Linked DNA regions of Homo sapiens: region 2 is linked to region 1. A link is an interaction called in ENCODE POLR2A ChIA-PET data of the cell type or tissue named here. Cell type or tissue: Panc1. All regions are shown on one strand.

Region 1 (4,000 bases):
AATTTCATATTGAATCCCATCATATGCACTAGGAGAAAATATTACTGGGTTGTATGAATGCATGTAAAATCTCAACTACAAGCTTACACATATCCATGAAAACAACAAACTGTTAAACTAGATGTGATCAGATGTTTGAGTTTTTCTGTTAATATTTGTTTATTTCTCATGCATTCATTTTGTCATCTGCTGGCACCCACTAGCAGGTGAACATTGAAAGCTTTTTTTTTTTAATATTGTGGTTAGGTTTTAGTTTTGTTTTGAGACAGAGTCTTGCTCTGTTGCCCAGGCCGGAGTGCAGTGGCATGATGTCAGCTCACTGCAACCTCCGCCTGCTGGGTTCCAGCAATTCTCCTGCCTCAGCCTCCCGAGAAACTGCAATTACAGATGCGTGCCACCACGCCTGGCAAATTTTTGTATTTTTAGTAGAGATGAGGATTCACCATGTTGGCCAGGCTGATCTTGAACTCCTGACCTCAAGTGATCCACCCACCTCGGCCTCCCAAAGTGCTGGGATTACAGGCGTGAGCCACCGCACCTGGCCAAAAGATTAAGAAAATTTTATGAAGAGAAACCCTAAAATTGAGCATTCAACTCTTACCATCTTTTCCTGACAATTAGAGGGAAACTGATTATTATTCAAAGAGTCGAAGAAGGGAACCCCTCAGCCCAGGCTACAGTGGGCCCTTTGGCAGCACAGTGAGTTCCCTGGAGTCTAGTGTAGGCAGGACCCACAGAGGCAGGGGGGGTTCTCGGCGGCTGCTTCCTGCACACAGCCCCTTGCCTCCAAAGCAGGTAGCTGGCTCTATAGGTCACTGATAGAAGCCCTTAGGATAAATGCCAACCCTGATAAGAAAAGGGAGGACCAGCCCCTAAACAGGCAGCAGGTTTGTCTGCTTGAGGTCTTGTTGATTGGTTTAATTTTTAAAATCCTGCCAGGGACCAGGCGTGGTGGTGGCTCACACCTGTAATCCCAGCACTTTGGGAGGTCAAGGTGAGAGGATTGCTTGAAGCCAGGAGTTTGAGACCAGCCTGAGTAACATAGTGAGACACACCTCCATATCCTCCCCCTCCCCACCTTCTCTACAAAAAGTTTTTTAAATTAGCTGGGTGTGGTGGCATGCACATGTAGTCCCAACTACTCAGGAGGCTGAGGAGGGAGACTGCCTGAGTCTGGGAGGTCAAGGCTGTAGTGAGTCGTGCTTGAGCCACTGCACTCCAGCCTGGGTGACAGGGCAATACCTCATCTCAAAAATAAATAAAAAAGTCCTTCCAGGATGAAAATAGCCCCCAGTGCATTTAGGAGAGAATAGCAGACTTTTCCCCAGGAGTATTCTCGAGGGAAGAGTGTGGGTACGGAGCTTCCAAAGGAGCCCCAACTAGGCTCTTTTCTCTGCTTTGCATCCCTTTTTGCCATTGGCTTTCCACAGGACTGTCTTGCTAATCATACACCTCATGTAGATGGCTGGTGCTTCCTGGCTAATCTAGTCAAGTATAAAGAAGGGCCCCTGCTGTCCTTCAAATACCAATAATGCTTTTCAGCCAGCCTAGCGCCTCTGCTTTGCTGTCTGTTGGCTTTCTGTGACTATGCATGGTCAAGGCAGGTCAGAGATTTATCATTTTTGGCCAGAACAAATACACTGAGAGCTTCAAAACCAAGTATACTTGAAAACTAAGTTTCAGAGAGACAGCCTGTGTTCAGAGTTAGACTGTGTTGATAACTATGCAAACATTTACCATTTCCTTACTGGGGTCATAAAAGGCATCCTCAAACCAATATATGTCAATCTGACGATGTTGTCCAAAATATTTTTAGCTTTGAATTTTTTTCAGCCAGTATCAAAAGTGAGACTCTAAAATACTTACTATATGTCTATGTCAAATACTAAGTCCTTTATTTTTTTCTGGAAATATTCTTAAGTAAATTCTGATTAGAATCACTCCTAAAACACCATTATCCTGATTCTAGATACTCAGGGCAGAATAAACGGTAAAGTGAAAGATGCTCCAGCTCAGAAACTCAACAGCTATCAGGTGGGTGAATATCCAGTAATAAAATGGATTGTTCTCCGCTGATTGTATGTTTCCAAGTTGCTCAGGAAGAAGAATACCTGCAAGTATGTTGCTCTTACTAAAATACCACGTGGCCATTCCAATTAGTTTATTTATTATCTGTAGCTGCTTTCACACTACAAGGACAGAGTTCAGTAGCTTTGACAGAGACTATATGGTTTGCAAATCCTAAAATATTTACTGTCTGGCCCTTTACCGAAAAAGTTTGCCAACTTCTACATAGCTCATCCATTCACTTTACAGACGAGCAACCTAAGTCCTGTTTGAAAAGCAAAGTGGCTTTGTAGCACTTTGCACAGGGTTCACTTCATTGCAGTTAATTTTCTCTAGGCTTGTCCCTTCTACTGGATACAATCTTTTTATTTCCCACAGTGGCTTTCATTTAACTTAATAATAATGGTTTGTTGTATTGCATTGACTTGCCCAGGGAAACAGGAATAGTCAGCAATGGAACCTGGCTTAAAACCCAGATATCGTGATTCATGATCAATGGTAAGGATCACCAAGTAGCTGTGTAACTTTGGCTGAGTAATTATCCTCTCTGAGCTTCAGTTTCCTCACCTGCAAGATGAAGGTAATCCATTCCTTGTATGGTTTTATGAGAAATGTTAAGACAATGTATGTATGGAATAGGCTCTCCGTAAGCATGGATTCTCAACCCCTGACTCCTTTGTCTCACTAAACTAGAGTTCTGGAACTTTTAGGATTACCTGAGGAAACTGAACTAAATACTTATGGAACTTCTTCTAAGAACAAGACACTGGGCTTGGCCCTTTAGGAGGCACAAAAATTATTTCCCCATTTAGTGGCAGTGATAAGCCTGATGTGACCAGACTTATGATCTGGTTAAAGGGAAATAAGCATCCTTGAAGGGGTGATGACATTTAAAAAATGCTAAAGGGGCCAGGTGTGGTGGTTCATGACTGTAACTTCAGCAGTTTGGGAAGCTGAGGCGGGAGGATCACTTAAGACCAGGAGTTTGAGACCAGCCTGGGCAACATGGTGAGGTCCCCATCTCTACAAAATATTAAAAATTAGCTGGGCATGGTAGCACATGCCTACAGTCCCAGCTACTAGGGAGGCTGAGGTGGGGATTGCTTGAGCCCAGGAGTTCTAGGCTGCAGTGAGCTATGAGTGCACCAGTGCACTCCAGCCTGGGCAACAGAACAAGACCCTGTCTCTTTAAAAAAATTCATACTGGATCTATTTCAACAAATAAGAACAGAGATGTAATCATCACTGTGCTTACTAGTTGGCAAGGAGTTGCTACTAAAGCCCTTGAAGAGTCCCTTCAGTAGGTTATGTATTCTCTTTTGAAATGATGATTATGCTTCATTTGTCCTGCAAGCTTTGCTTTGATGGTCAGAGTTTGTAGAGTCTAAATAAAAGCAGAATTACTATGAGGGACTAGGAAGCAAGTCAGAGGCACTTTGGAAACTGCTGGCCTGTTGTACACCAAAGCATTAGGCATTTTCTTCAGAGGAGAATACCAGGACTTCATGGCCACCCCTGAGAACTTAGCAAGGCCTGCCCTAAGACCTGCATTAGGAGGGAGGTTCCTGTTTCCTTGTATTAAATTCTGTAATGCTCTAAGCCTCTCTTTCTTTTTGAAGCCTTTGGCTTCATGGAGGACAGTCTGGTGGGAAATAGCACTGAATGGGGAGTTAGGAGACTGGGTTCCTGTTCCAGTTCTGATACCTGCTGGCTATATGACCCTGGGCAGGATATTTCCTTTTTTGGATCATCTGCAAATGACACAATAGAAGCTCAGTTGACCAGATCAGACAAATAACCATTGCATTGGGTCCTGACAGAACTGAACTCACTTGGACACAGACATTATCATAGAATGTTAGAGTTAGACAGGACCTTTCAGTGATTAGTTGGACTCTGTCATTTCTCCTAGAGAGGGCAAAGGACCTGTCTA
Region 2 (4,000 bases), 340 kb after region 1:
CGGGGCAGGAAGGCGCGCGCGGCGCAGCAGCCTCGCCCGTCGCGGAGAGTGGGCTCTGCCCGCCGTCCCCCGGGGGCTGCTTCCCGCCCCAGGCCTCCGCGGAGGACACGTGTCAGCACGTTCCCGCGGTTGTCATTCCATTGTCATAGCCCTTCCCCTAGGCCGGGAACCCCTCCCCCCCACCAGCCCCAGTTCCTTTATCCCTGGGCCCAACCTCCCCGCCGACCCGCGGTCCAGGCCTCGGTCTCTCTCTTCGGCGGCGAGCCGCGGCCCAGACCCCGGCAGAGGACACTTGTCGGCACGTTCTCACCCCTGTCATCTCAGCCCCCTGCCTAGCTCCACCCCAGGCTTGGGAACCCGGCCCCTGACGGCCCATTGTCCGCGGGCCCAGCCCCCGCGCTGAACGCACGCTCGCCCTTGCCCCTAACCAGCGCGTCTACCCCGGCAACGCGCAGTGACCTGGGATGCAGCCCTCAGGCTGGGCGGCCGCCAGGGAGGCGGCGGGCCGCGACATGCTGGCCGCCGACCTCCGGTGCAGCCTCTTCGCCTCGGCCCTGCAGAGCTACAAGCGCGACTCGGTGCTGCGGCCCTTCCCCGCGTCCTACGCCCGCGGCGACTGTAAGGACTTTGAAGCCCTGGTGAGTGTGCTTTGTCCTGGCGCTGCCCACTGCGTCCTGGACCAAGTGCCCTGTGGAACCACAGGTAGAGGCAGTTCCATCCGCATTAGTAAACATGACAGCCGCCAGACTTTCCATTCCCAGCTTGGTCTTGCCTTGCCTTGGGGAAGGTTTCCATGAGCTAAGAACACTGCTAACACCCTCATGTCAACGCTCACTCCCAAGGCACTTGGTGGCTGCTTCTCTCCTGTCAATGACAAATGACTCCGAGGACTGAAGTGAGGAATAGTTGCATAGTCCTCCACAGATTTTCTAGCCTGGCCAGGAATAGGGTTGATGTGAATCAGCTGTTTTGCTTAGCTAGAAAGTTATCCATCCTTTTGCAAATAATTAGACACCAAAAAGTCACCAAAGCCGCCCAGACATTGGTCTTCAGATGAGGTGATCTATGGGCAGTACTTTTATAAACTGTAACATCCAGTACATATGTAAGCTGTTATTTCTCTGATTCACCAGGCACTTTTTTTGCAGAGTTCACCTCTGGGTCAGCATTCAAGATATCAGTTATCCTTATAATCCAAATGTTTGGAATTGCCTAGAAAAATATAACTTACCAAAATCGATTCAATAAAAAGCAGAAAATTGAAATCGCCAATAGCTGATATTCATTAAAGACACTGAACTCCATGTATCTTTGGGACCTGTCAAGTGTGGCAGTCTCCCTTCCTTGCCATGGAAGAGCATATTCTTGTTTACCAGCAAAGCTGTCACCATTTAATTGGTATCAGATTCTGACTTGCACAAGTAACATTCTTCACTGTTAAAAACTTGGAGGGGCCAGGCTCGGTGGCTCATGCTTGTAATCCCAGCACTTTGGGAGGCCAAGGCGGGCAGATTACCTGAGGTTGGGAGTTCAAGACCAACCTGACCAACATGGAGAAATCCCGTCTCTATTAAAAATACAAAAAGTTAGCCGGGCGTGGTGGCGCATGCCTGTAATCCCAGCTACTCTGGAAGCTGAGACAGGAGAATCGCTTGAACCCGGGAGGCGGACGTTGTGGTGAGCCGAGATTGCGCCATTGCAGTCCAGCCTGGGCAACAAGAATGAAACTCCATTAAAAAAAAAAAAAAAACCTGGAGGGTGCCAGGTTATTGGGCGAACTTTTCTAGACTATTGTAGAAAAAGAAGAAAAAGGCTGAGTGGCTCATGCCTGTAATCCCAAGGACTTTGGGAAGGCAAGGCAAGAGGATCGTTTGAGACCAGCCTAGGCAAAAAAGATTTCTTTAAATTAGCTGAGTGTGGTGATGCACGCCTGTAGTCCCAGCTACTTGGGAGGCTGAGGCGGGAGGATGGCTTGAGTCCAAGAGGTCGAGGCTGCAATGAGCTGTAATCACACCACTGCCCTCCAGCCTGGGCAACACAGCAAGTCTCTCTCTCAAAAAAAAAAAAAAAAAAAAAAAAGACGTTGGATTAGTAGTCAAGGATTTTCCCTCAAAGAAAACTCTGGACGTAGCTGGTGTCATTGGTGAGTTGTAGCAATCACTGAGGGAATAAGTAATTCCCAGTTTTACACAGAGTATTAAAAAAGAGGCTAGCATAACCTTGACCCTAAATCTGATAAGGGTGATACAAAAAAAGAAAATTATAGGCCGAGTGCGGTGGCTCACACCTGTAATCCCAGCACTTTGGGAGGCTGAGGCGGGTGGATCACGAGGTCAGGAGTTCAAGACCAGCCTGGACAATATGGTAAAACCCTGTCTCACCATTATGGTGGTGCATGCTGGTAATCCCAGCTACTCAGGAGGCTGAGGCAGGAGAATTGCTTGAACTGGGACCTGGGAGGCAGAGGTAGCAGTGAGCCGAGATCGCCCCACTGCACTCCAGCCTGGGCAACAGAGCAAGACTGTCTCAAAAAAAAAAAAAAAAAAAAAAAAAGAGGAAAGAAAATTATAGGCCAATGTCATGAGTATGAATGCAAAAATTATCTTCAAGGTATTAGGATCTTAAAGCTAGCAATGTATAAAAAAGGGTAATTCCTTATGACCAGGTTGGGTTCATCCCAGGAATGCAAAATTAGTTCAATATTAGGCAATCAGTTAATGGCACGAACCACATTGATAGATTAAAGGAGGTATTTAGAATCAACACGTGTTTAGCGTTATCTCTGATGAAATCATCAGTGTTTGGTTCCTCCTTTGCTATCATTCCTAGGAGGTTGAGGGACAAAGGCTGAGCCTCTTGGCCCAACCTGGTCCTGGTAGCCCACCTAATGATGTGTCGAGGGCATCTCAAGTGGTGACCACAGTGCACAGGCGTTTCAGGGTACCGGAAGTGGGAGGTTGGAGAAAGAGGCAAATTGACTGACTTCCCTCGAGATTTGTTCTTGCAGGTTCAGATACTCAATTTTCTGAGTGTGGTGTATCAGGACCTTGGGTACGAAACTTCATTCAGTTTTGGCAACAGATACTTATGGAGTGTTTGCTATGGGACAGGTGCTAAGGATACAGGATTAACCCGTGGAGAGGTTAACAGTGTTAACCTCTCATACTAGGTAAGCGCCGTACAACATGGAAGCCCAGAGCAAGGACACCCCCTAGCTCTCAGCTTTGGGCCAGGCTCAGGGAACACCATCTAGGGGTGGAGGCTGATGCCTTGCCAAGTCCCAAGGCAGAACTTCAAGAGCAGAGAAGAGGGAAAGAGTATTCCAGGAGGAGTAGCAGGATGGTCAGCCAGGAGGTGTGAGCTTACAGAGAAGGACAAGACTGTGATTTAGTGTGACTGTTGTGGGGAACAGGAAGAGATGAGGCCAGCCTATGGAGCATGCAAGGCTACACATGCCCTGCTAAGTTGTGGAGATTTTTATCCTTGGGCAGGGGAGGGTATAGAGGTGAGATCCAGAAAGACACCTGTGGTGGCAGGGTGAGAGAGGGACCTGTTTGGGAGGAGTGTTTGGGGTCAGAGGGATCAAACTCACAATGCAGCTTTTTTTAAAAAAAAAAATTGAGATGGGGTCTCACAACGTTGTCCAGACTGGTCTTGAACTCCTGGGCGCAAGCAATTCTCCCACCTCAGCCTTCCAAAGTGCTGGGATTACAGGCTTGAGCCACTGCACTTGGCCACAGTGCAGCTTTAATTTTTACCAAGAAACATATCTCTAAGTGGACTAGAATCTGGAACTTATTTTCTTTCTGCTGGAAGGTCTTGGCGAATGCAATCAGGTTTGTTTGGTGAATATGGGATACATGCAAAGGGGCTTGTGGAGTTGTTTTGATCATGCTTTTTAAAATTTATTTTTAATTATGCAGGTAATGTTTGAATATATTCTCATTATAAAAAATTCAAATGATACCAGTAAAGTAAAAGTGCCCCTGATAGATCTCAC

The links. Peaks named below come from ENCODE experiments on the same cell type or tissue, not always from the same donor. Only the 100,000 strongest peaks of a DNase experiment are listed, where the experiment ranks them.
Region 2: POLR2A ChIA-PET joins it to region 1 with 23 read pairs; 2 of 35 experiments call an interaction of 5 or more read pairs at or near these places.

What each region holds. Positions count from the first base shown.
Region 1 is chr15:65,627,233-65,631,232 of GRCh38, reverse strand. All of the region lies in intron 2 of SLC24A1 (solute carrier family 24 member 1), which reads right to left. Among named protein-coding and RNA genes, the nearest start is that of SLC24A1, 7.3 kb to the right of the region's middle. In Panc1, no CTCF peak of the experiment used is centred here; no DNase peak of the experiment used is centred here.
Region 2 is chr15:65,282,891-65,286,890 of GRCh38, reverse strand. PARP16 (poly(ADP-ribose) polymerase family member 16) reads left to right here and starts at 8. Exons shown (of 6, transcript NM_001316943.2): 1 at 8-638. The coding sequence starts at 465. SNORA24B (small nucleolar RNA, H/ACA box 24B) reads left to right here and starts at 1,300; the gene lies at 1,300-1,430. RefSeq lists a silencer at 1-323. In Panc1, no CTCF peak of the experiment used is centred here; no DNase peak of the experiment used is centred here; H3K4me3 peaks cover 1,271 bases; H3K27ac peaks cover 1,111 bases.